Linked DNA regions of Homo sapiens: region 2 is linked to region 1. Evidence: chromatin contacts called from ENCODE Hi-C or POLR2A ChIA-PET data. All regions are on one chromosome and are shown on one strand. Each heading gives the region's core, a stretch centred on a gene start or an enhancer-like site at or near the end of the contact. The rest is flanking DNA. Distances are from core to core; before and after follow the strand shown. Region 1 has its middle 46 kb from the start of TMEM44-AS1. Region 2 overlaps TMEM44 (transmembrane protein 44).

Region 1 (5,005 bases), core at 694-3,193:
TTTTTGAGACGGAGTTCCGCTCTTGTTGCTCAAGCTGGAGTGCAATGGCCAATCTCTGCTCACCCCAACCTCCGCCTCCTGGGTTCAAGCAATTCTCTTGCCTCAGCCTCCCGAGTAGCTGGGATTACAGACACACGCCACCACAGCTGGCTAATTTTTTGTATTTTTAGTAGAAACGGGGTTTCACCATGTTAGCCAGGCTGGTCTCAAACTCCTGACCTCAGGTGATCCATCTGCCTCGGCCTCTCAAAGGCTTACAGGCGTGAGCCACTGTGCCCAGCCTTGTTTTTGTTTTGAAATGGGGTCTCACTATGTTGCCCAGACTGGACCAGAACTCCTGGGTTCAAGTGATCCTCCCATTTCAGCCTCCTGAGTAGCTAGGACTACAGGCACATGCCGCCATGCCTTGCTCTTTGATCATGATTTTGTCCTCTGACTTCTCCAGAAGAGGCTTTTAAAGACTCAGGAAGGTTGAAATTACATTATAACCCAGCAACTCTATTCAGCTTGTTTTCCATGACCCAGCAACTCTATTCAGCTTATTTTCCCAGGAAATCTCATGTAATACTGGCAACAGTGCTCTTTCCTTACACAGCTAGCTTTGTGCTAGCCACTCAGTTATTCAAATCCAACCAGTAGATTGTTTAGGGATATGTCATATAGAGGGCAAAACTATAAAGCAAACAGTAACGACTGACATTAAAGGTAGTACCTGGGGAGGATGTGGTGCCCAGGGAAGCAGAGATTGCAGGGAGGCACACAGCTGAGCCTCAAGGTACTAGTGGGTGATAGGTGTTTGTCATTATTATTATTATTATTTTGAGACAGAGTCTCGCTCTGTTGGCCAGGCTGGAGTGCAGTGGCACGATCTCGGCTCACTGCAACCTCCATCTCCCAGGCTCAAGCAATTCTCCTACCTCAGCCTCCCGAGTAGCTGGGATTACAGGAGTGAGCCACCACACCCGGCTGATTTTTGTATTTTTAGTAGAGATGGGGTTTCACCATGTTGGCCAGGCTGGTCTCAAACTCCTGACCTCAGGTAATCTGCCTGCCTTGGCCTCCCAAAATCCTGGGATTACAGGCGTGAGCCACTGTGCCTGGCCTATTATTTTATTATTTTGAAAGAGGGTCTTGTTCTGTTGCCCAGGCTGGAGTGCAGTGGCGTGATCACAACTCACTGCTGCCTCTTGAGCTCTTCCCGCCTTAGCCTCCTGAGTAGCTGGGACTACAGGTGTGTGCCACTGCACTCTGCTAGTTTTATTTTATGGTTTTGTTTGTTAGTTTGGTTTTGTTGTTGTTGTTATTGTTGTTGTTGTTGTGTGTGTGTGTGTGTGTGTGTGTGTGTGTGTGTAGAGCTGGTGGTCTCATTAAGGTGCCCAGGCTGGTCTCAAACTCCTGATTTTAAGCCATCTTTCCACCTCAGCCTCCCAAAGTGCTGAGATGACAGGTGTGAGCCACTGCACCCGGCCTCGTTATTTAATCTTTAGATTGTACACATACTTTTCTCTAAATATGATACATTTTATAATTTTAAAGCCTGGAGAGGTGCCTGAAGGCTACTGTTTCCTCTCTTGGTTCAGGGCTGCAGCCAGAGAATATGTGCAGAGTCACTGTCAACAGCAAGTTAAGTATAAAAGGAAATAATGATTTTCTAACATTCTAATAAACCTGTGCTAGTTAGAGAGGATAGTGGTTACTGCAATAGAGTCCACTGTTTGCACTGGGAAGGGGTAAAGTCCAGCTGCCTTTTTCAGGCCCTCCTGGTAGAACAGCATTTTTCTGGCCCAGAGAGCATTCAGAATTTGGTCCTTACTTCCACATGTCCAGAAACTTGATTTTAGCCACTCCACTGGGACTTCTCATGCTTAGAGGGAATGCCTATGAATGAGCAGCCACTGTGAGCTCCTTGAGGGCTGAGATCATGCTTTATCCATCTCTAAATTCCCATTGCCTAGCAAAGAACCTACCTACAACAACAGAGTCCAGGGACCTTTCTGGCAACTTGCATACTCGTGTGTTCCAGACAGAACATGCATGCCTGCTCTGGAGGCACAGCTCCCTTCCTGGGGCCTGGTGGCCTGACCCTGAGGCTTAGCCCAGAGGTTAATCGCCCTTCCACCAAGGATACAGCACACCTACCTTCCTACCAGCCTCCTCATGCTGTCATTTACCCAGGCCAGGACTGGCTGCCAGCCCTGGCACAGTGCCATGCTCATAAAAAGGGCTCAGGAAATGGAAGAAGAAATATAGAAGCCCAAGTCAGAAGGCAGACTTTCTTTTCCCCCACATGGGCTACTTCGTGGTCTTTGCCTTATCTTCACATATATGATCGATCCCCCAGCCCAGCCGATAGACAGGCTTAGATATGAAGCTTCTTAGAAATGCTTTTCCGAGTAAGGTTCTGCTCTGCTTGTAGAAAGTGATGGAGAAAGTGAATGCCACCCAGCCAAATACACTCATTAGTTTACCCAGCAAAGAGTGCAGCAGTCAGAATTTCAAACACTGGAGGAAGCGGTGAGGACAAAATCCAAAGCCCTTGCCAGTCACAGGGGAGTAATTTGACCAGTTATGACCATGCTCTTCCTGCTCACAAATATATGCTGACTGCCTTCGGGACAAGCAGGTGGTTGCTTTGCCTGGGGAGCCACCAAAGCTGTGTAAGGCCTGGGCCACAGCCAGAAATAGTTTAGATTCCAAAAGCTCAGAGTCAAGGCTGCGAGAGCACTTGTTTAGTCCATCAAGAAGCAGATCAAGAAGAGAAGTGGCTTAGAAAGACAGTGACGGGGTCGGGTGTGGTGGCTCACGCCTGTAATCCCAGCACTCTGGGAGGCTGTGGCAGGCAGATCACTTAAGGTCAGGATTCCGAGACCAGCCTGGCTAGTATGGTGAAACCCTGTCTCTACTAGAGATACAAAAATTGGCCGGGCGCGGTAGCTCACACCTGTAATCCCCGCACTTTGGGAGGCCGAGGCGGGCGGATCACCTGAGGTCAGGAGTTCGAGACTAGCCTGACCAACGTAGAGAAACCTTGTCTCTACTAAAAATACAAAATTAGCCAGGCGTGCTGGTGCATGCCTGTAATCCCAGCTACTCGGGAGGCTGAAGCAGGAGAATCGCTTGAACCTGGGAGGCGGAGGCTGCGGTGAGTCGAGATCATGCCATTGCACTCCAGCCTGGGTGACAAGACTGAAACTCCGTCTCAACAACAACAACAGCAAAAAAGAGAGATACAAAAATTAGCCTGGTGTGGTGGCACACACCTGTAGTCCCAGCTAATTGGGAGGCTGAGGCAGGAGAATCCTTGAACCTGGGAGGTGGAGGTTGCAGTCAGTCAAGATTGTGCCACTGCACTCCAGCCTGGGTGACAGAGTGAGACTGTCTCAAAAAAAAAAAAAAAAGAATGAAAGACAGTGATGGAACCAAGCCGAGGATGAAGGACTCCCAACTGCCACATGTGTATTATTGTGTCTGTTACGCTCTGCATCTCTGGTCATTGCAGATCCCATGGTCAAGGGCCTTCGTCCTGCCATAGCAAGGTTTGAGTCTTCTAATTGGCATTCACATGAGGTTTATGTCTATGTAACTGCAAAAAAAACTTATTAGCTCAACTGGCCTGTTGAGTGGATAAATAGTGATTACTCTTTTCTGATTTTATCTTTGTAATGTGACAAGTTTGTGGGGTAGAAATTCTAATTTGCCATCTATTTTGCATTTATTTACATAATGAGCTCCCAAGCCCCTGAGGATATACCATGAATTAATTAGTGGAGTCTGTAATAGCCAATTCCAGTTCTGTGGAGTATTAGGACACCCACAATAAAGAGAAATGCATTATTATTATTATTTTTAGCAATTGATATACCCTAGAGGTACTAAAGCCTTTTCAGAACAAGGTGTGGTGTATATAAATGACTATGTTATCCATGTCCCGATTTAGGAAAGGAGATATTGCAGAAATTGAAGTCTGTTACCTTAAATGCCAAGGGGATTCGGCATTTCTGTCCTCCCCCTGGCTTATTCTGAAATCGAGGTGAGATGGGAAGAAGGGTAGTGACTGAGGCAGAAGGACAACCTGATTTCTAATCATTCATTCACTGGAACAACATTGCTTGAGTCAATCTATGTGTAAGGCTTTGTGTGAGGGGGTGATAGATCATTTAATAGGACCCAGGAGATCATGCTTTGAAAAACACCTGATATCTTGCATGTAGTGAAGAAAAGACACCTGCAAAAGTACCCGCTGACCCTGGGGTGGAGGTGTCCTCACCCAAAGGCCTCAACTGCTGACTTCTAGTCAAAGCTTCAACACTCACTTGCTGTGTGACTTTGAACAAATCACTTCCCCTCTCTGATCCTCAGTATCCTAGCTGTGAAATTAGAGGCAAGGAAGAACTCGCAGAAGGAATGTGGCATGTAGAAAGACCCAGAAATCCCTCTCTATGTTTTAGTCTATGGCTGTCCTCTCCATAAGGACAGTTTCAAACCTTCTCCATTCTGCTCAGATCTCCAAATCTGCACCCGATTCTCCTCTCTCTTAGCAAATGATCTGATTCCCAACTTCATAAAGAAAATAGAAGTTTCAGACTGGGTGCGGTAACTCATGCCTGTAATCCCAGCACTTTGGGAAGCCAAGGCAGGTGGATCACCTGACGTCAGGAGTTCAAGACCAGCCTGGCCAACATGGTGAAACCCCGTCTCTCCTAAAAATAAAAAATTAGCTGGGCATGGTGGCAGGCACCTGCAATCCCAGCTACTCGGAAGGCTGAGGCTAGAGAATTGCTTGAACTTGGGAGGCAGAGGTTGCAATGAGCCGAGATCGCAGCGGTGCACTCCAGCTTGGGCAACAGAGTGAGACTCCGTCTCAAAAAAAAAAGAAAGAAAGAAAATAGAAGTCTGTTGGTGTCTGGCCAGGGTGGCTCATGCCTGCAATCCCAGCACTTTGGGAGGCCAAGATAGGAGGATCACTTGAGGCCAGGAGTTTGAGACCAGCCAGGTCAACATAGCA
Region 2 (5,005 bases), core at 1,067-3,566, 58 kb after region 1:
CCATGTTTCTTCACTGGGTTACACGTCTTCTTGGAGTCCCTATTACTTGGGCTTACCTGAATACCCCCAAAGCAGAAAGAACTCTGACCTGAGAGAGCCCTGAAAATCCCATTCATCCTCAGTCTTGCCTCTCATTTTGACTTTTTTTTTTTTGAGATGGAGTTTCACTCTTGTTGCCCAGGCTGGAGTGCAATGGTGCAATCTCGGCTCACTGCAACCTTCATCTCCCAGGTTCAAGCGATTCACTTGCCTCAGCCCCTGAGTAGCTGGGATTACAGGCATGTGACACCATGCCCGGCTAATTTTGTATCTTTAGTAGAGACAGGGTTTCACCATGTTGGCCAGGCTGGTCTTGAACTCCTGACCTCAGGTGATCGCCCACCTCGGCCTCCCAAAGTGCTAGGATTACAGGTGTGAGCCACCGCGCCTGGCCTGACATTCTTTTTTTACTGAAGGAATTTGTCATGGGTCTAGCCATCTAACAAGGTCTAACAAAAACAGGAACTGAAATCAAGCCATAGGAAGTCCCTCCTGGAAGAGAAAGAGCATGATCGTCCATACCTGCTCCGAGTTTAGGGCCTCCCAATACTTCTGCTGCAGAATAAAAAGAGAGACAGAAAAAGTGTTGGACAGATTTTGCCACCATCCCACAGCAGAGCAGAGCTCAGGACCAGCTCCTGTCTGCTCAGTGAGCCAGGAGACAGGCCCTTAGATGGTTGGGGGCAAAGGAACAGGTGACTTCAGCAAGCAGGAAGGCAGCAGCTACTAGCAGTTACAATTTAGTTAAATGATCAATGAGATAGTTATGATAATTATGAAGGGCTGCACGTCCTGGGAAAAATTACAATCTATCAAGATTTAAAAATTACTATTAGTAGAAATTATTATTATTATTAGGAGGAGTAGCAGTAATAATAATAAATCTCCCATTTATTAACCACATGGCTGAGATGATTCAACTCAAACCCATAAAACTGAGATGCCAATAAAATTCCTGCCTTGCAAATATGGGGTATTTGCTACCAGCCAAGATTCATTTGTAGTCAGTGTTTACTGCATGGTTGGTTCCACTCCAAACCTCAAATATGTCTGACTCAAGTTCTTGCAGGGCAGGCATCACGTCTGCCCTTGTTACTCCAGCACCTCCTGCAGCGCCTGGGAAACATATGTTTCTGACATGAGCTAAGAATCTATGAATATCTGTTACATTGATCTGGGAATGTCTATTAAATTAAATAGCAGGCAGTCCGAGCAGTCCACAGGATTTAGGGTTATTATCACATTAAAACAAAAGCATGTTCAACTCCTTAACATTTTTCATTAAAAAAAATCAATTAATTAATTTTTTTGAGAGAGGGGCTTGCTCTGTCGCCCAGGCTGTAGTGCAGTGGCATGGTCATAGCCCACTGCTGCCTCCATCTCCTGGGCTCAACTGATCTTCCTGCCTCAGACTCCTGAGTAGCTGGGACTACAGGTGTGTACCACCATGCCTGGCTGACATTTATTTTATTTTTTTAGTGGAGATGAGGTCTATGGTGCCCAGGCTGGTCTTGAACTCCTGAGCTCAAGCAATCCTCCCACCCTGGCCACCCAAAATGCTGGGATTACAGGCATGAGCCACAGCACCTGGCCTAATTTTCTATCTATCTATCTATCTATCTATCTATCTATCTATCTATCTATCTATATCTATCTATCTGTGTATGATGGAGTTTCACTCTTGTCACAGGCTGGAGTGTAATGGTACGATCTCGGCTCACTGCAATCTCTGCCTCCCAGGTTCAAGCAATTCTCCTGCCTCAGTCTCCTGAGTAGCTGGGATTACAGGCGCCCAGGACCATGCCCAGCTAATTTTGTATTTTTAGTAGAGATGGGGTTTCACCATGTTGGCCAGGCTGGTCTCGAACTCCTGGCCTCAAGTGATCAGCTTGCCTCAGCCTCCCAAAGTGCTAGGATTACAGGCATGAGCCACTGCTCCCAGCCAGGCGTAAATCATTTCATCCACAAATATTTCAAAATGTATCTCATAGATAAGGACTTAAAAAAAAAACCTAAGCACAATGCCATTATTATACCTAACAAAATTAGTGATAATTCCTTAGCATTCTTCATCTAACACTATCCTGCTGAGGGAACATAAACTGAAAAAAAAAAAAAGATTAATTGGAAGGGATACAAATTACTAAACTGATGGTTCCACACACTCTGGAAAAGACAGAAATGCCGATGATATAAAGGAGGGTTGAAAAAGTTAACTTAGCGAAAAAGTTTATTTAAAGCCAAGCAAACAAACAAGCAAATAAATAGGCTCGAGTCTCCCAGCTGTGCTGAAATGAAACCTTGAAACTTCCTTTACAAAGCTTAAATCTTCAGCGTTATGGGCAATCTAAAATTTAGGAAGAGCGCCCTCTAGTGGGAATAGTCAGTATTTTTAAAGTTACTTTATAAACCGCTAATGATAGTGTGCCTAAGGAGTACAATTAACCCAAATCTTTGTAACTGAGGTCTCTCCTCAACCCCCCAGCCTAAAAATAAATAAAATTATATAGTCTTTTCCCTGTTTCAAGAGCAAATGTGTTCATTATAGAACATTTTTCAAAAAACAAAGATCTACCAAAATTCTATCCTTAGAAGAAGGCCTCTACAAAGATTAAATATGCCTCTGAAACATGTATGTATTATGTATAATATAATAAAAGCAAATGGCTTTTCTCCTTTAACATACAATGAGCATTTCCACTTGCCCTTAAAATCATCTTCAGAAACATGATTCTATCACCTCCTCAAACCACTGCATACGGCATTTTAATTTGCCTCATGTCTAAAAGCACATTTTTCCTTGCTTCTGAAATCTAGAAGCATCCTATAGCCTTTGTCTATATAGCATGTAGTAATGTTTCTTTAATTCTGGAAGAGTTTAGGATGTGTCTAAGTTACTGAGGAAATAGGGTCACTTTCTAGGTTTAAATTTTAGACTGTGGAAGCTGGATGGGGCCTCAGAAACCATTTGTCCAACTCTTTACTCTTACCTTTGGGGAGAAGTGACATCTCCACAGTCTTGGGGAGGTGAGATGGTGCTCGACTTCGGATGGATTGTAAAGTTTTAAGACTGGCCAGACATACACCAGCTTCAGTTCTCATTCTCTATTTTTTTTTTTTTTTTTGAGATGGAGTCTCACTCTGTTGCCCAGGCTCGAGTACAATGGCGTGATCTCAGCTCACTGCAACCTCCGCCTCCCGGGTCCAGGTGATTCTCCTGCCTCAGCCTCCTGAGTAGCTGGGATTACAGGCGTGCGCCACCATGCCAGGCTCATTTTTTGTATTTTTAGTAGAGATGGGATTTCACCATGTTGGTCAGGCTGGTCTCAAACTCCTGACCTTGTGATCTGCCCGCCTCAGCCTCCCAAAGTGCTGGGATTACAAGCGTGAGCCACCGCACCCGGCTGATGGTCTGTATTTCTTACCTGCTATATCTGACAGCCCTCCTCAGGATCATGAAAGGCTTCCTGGAGGAAGGGGGATTTAGACAGGACAGCGAAAGGTAGGAGAAGACAGATAGGCAGAGAAACGCAGAGAAGAGAAAGCTGGCTGGGTGCATGGGGAAGGACCTGCAAAGACGGCACAGATGGGGAGGCGTTCTGGAGCTCAGGCTTAGGAGCCTGGGCTTAAAAGTGTAAGCAGCAAGGCGCCCAGAAGGCCTCAAGCAGGGAAGCATCGGGCTGGGGTCGAGTGTTGGAAAATCCTGCTGTATTCCCTGCAGGACGGAAATGAAAGGAGGCAGAGCGCGCCTGCATCGCAATCAGGAGCTCCTGCCCCAGTCCAGGAGGAAGTAACGAGGCTCTTACCTGGATTTGGGGAGGCGGATTGGAAATGCCTCTAGAGACTAAGAGTACAGAAGTTTTCCAGAGTGGTTTCTGCGCAGACAGCAGCCTGCCCTGCTATGCTACCAAGATTCATTCACACATTTTGCTGGTGGTTTACTTTTCTGTTTTCCTGATGGAAGCTTTTCTGTGTGTAAGAAGTGACTCAGTGCTGGGTGCGGCGGCTCACACCTGTAATCCCAGCCCTTTGGGAGGCTGAGGCGGGCAGATCACCTGAGATCGGGAGTTCAAGACCAGCCTGACCAACAGGGAGAAACCCCATCTCTACTAAAAATACAAAATTAGCCAGGCGTGGTGGCGCATGCCTGTAATCTCAGCTACTCGGGAGGCTGAGGCAGGAAAATCACTTGAACCCGGGAGGTGGAGGTTGCGGAGGTTGCAAGACTCCGTCTCAAAAGCCCCTATGTGCATCTGACTCCTGGGTCAAGGTTCTTTCCCCTGCACAGCCCGTTTCCCTTTGGGGCCCAGTGAAGCATCTTTCTCATGCATACTTTTTTCCCAGAACGAATGATTTGGCTTTAAAAAGGGCAGACATCCAGGGGAATATGCCCTTATCTGCTGGTGCCAGAAAGTTTGGAGAGAGAACAAGCAGTTGGGTTATCAAGAGCCTTAGGCACAGAATTAATAGGAACACACGGGCCTGGGACTTGGCCCTCTTCAGACAGAGCAATCTGGCATTTAGCACTGTTCTCATGGCCCACACAGGTACACCCACACATGGGCATGCGTGCACACACCCACATGCACACGCACACCCACACAGGACTGCACTGGCTCCAGGCACAGGCGTTCTTCACTATGCAGACTTTGTTCCAATGACAGAAACAGCCTCCTTGCAGAATTCCTATAAAGCTTATACCCCGTCTCTTGCAATGCTGGGAAGCACAGAAGGGAAAAATTGACTGGATGCTGTCTATAAATGTACTTTTGTCACAAAGGTGGACTGAACCTTTTCTTGAATCCCAGGGGCTAAAGAAAAAGAAAGAAAGAAAAGGAAGCCTTTAAAAGGTATAGGAGGCTGGGCACGGTGGCTCCCGCCTGTAATCCCAGCACCTTGGGAGGCTGAGGCAGGTGGATGACCTGAGGTCAGGAGTTCATGACCATCCTGGCCAACATGGTGAAAC

What was found. Hi-C counts contacts between places; a loop is a spot of excess contacts on that map. ChIA-PET counts read pairs that join two places held with the same protein, here RNA polymerase II (POLR2A). Pooled maps may share reads with other maps.
Region 2: a loop to region 1 is called in a map of PC-9, with 6 times the contacts of the local background. The contact joins two enhancer-like sites. A Hi-C loop is called at or near these places in 9 of 168 maps with a recorded cell type or tissue (CD14-positive monocyte, Caco-2, Calu3 and 6 more) and 12 of 50 pooled maps. POLR2A ChIA-PET finds 5 or more read pairs at or near these places in 9 of 52 experiments (A673, Caco-2, HEK293 and 6 more).

Annotation. Positions count from the first base shown.
Region 1 is chr3:194,535,343-194,540,347 of GRCh38, forward strand. No RefSeq gene overlaps it. Among named protein-coding and RNA genes, the nearest start is that of TMEM44-AS1, 46 kb to the right of the region's middle. RefSeq lists enhancers at 1,658-1,952, 1,678-1,972 and a silencer at 1,658-1,952. Within about 2 kb of position 1,944, at least 19 of the 41 ENCODE cell types and tissues checked have a DNase peak (open chromatin) inside an H3K27ac peak, as active enhancers do; they include PC-3 and PC-9, where a contact is called at or near this core.
Region 2 is chr3:194,592,480-194,597,484 of GRCh38, forward strand. All of the region lies in intron 9 of TMEM44 (transmembrane protein 44), which reads right to left. Among named protein-coding and RNA genes, the nearest start is that of TMEM44-AS1, 11 kb to the left of the region's middle. Within about 2 kb of position 2,317, at least 5 of the 41 ENCODE cell types and tissues checked have a DNase peak (open chromatin) inside an H3K27ac peak, as active enhancers do; they include PC-3 and PC-9, where a contact is called at or near this core.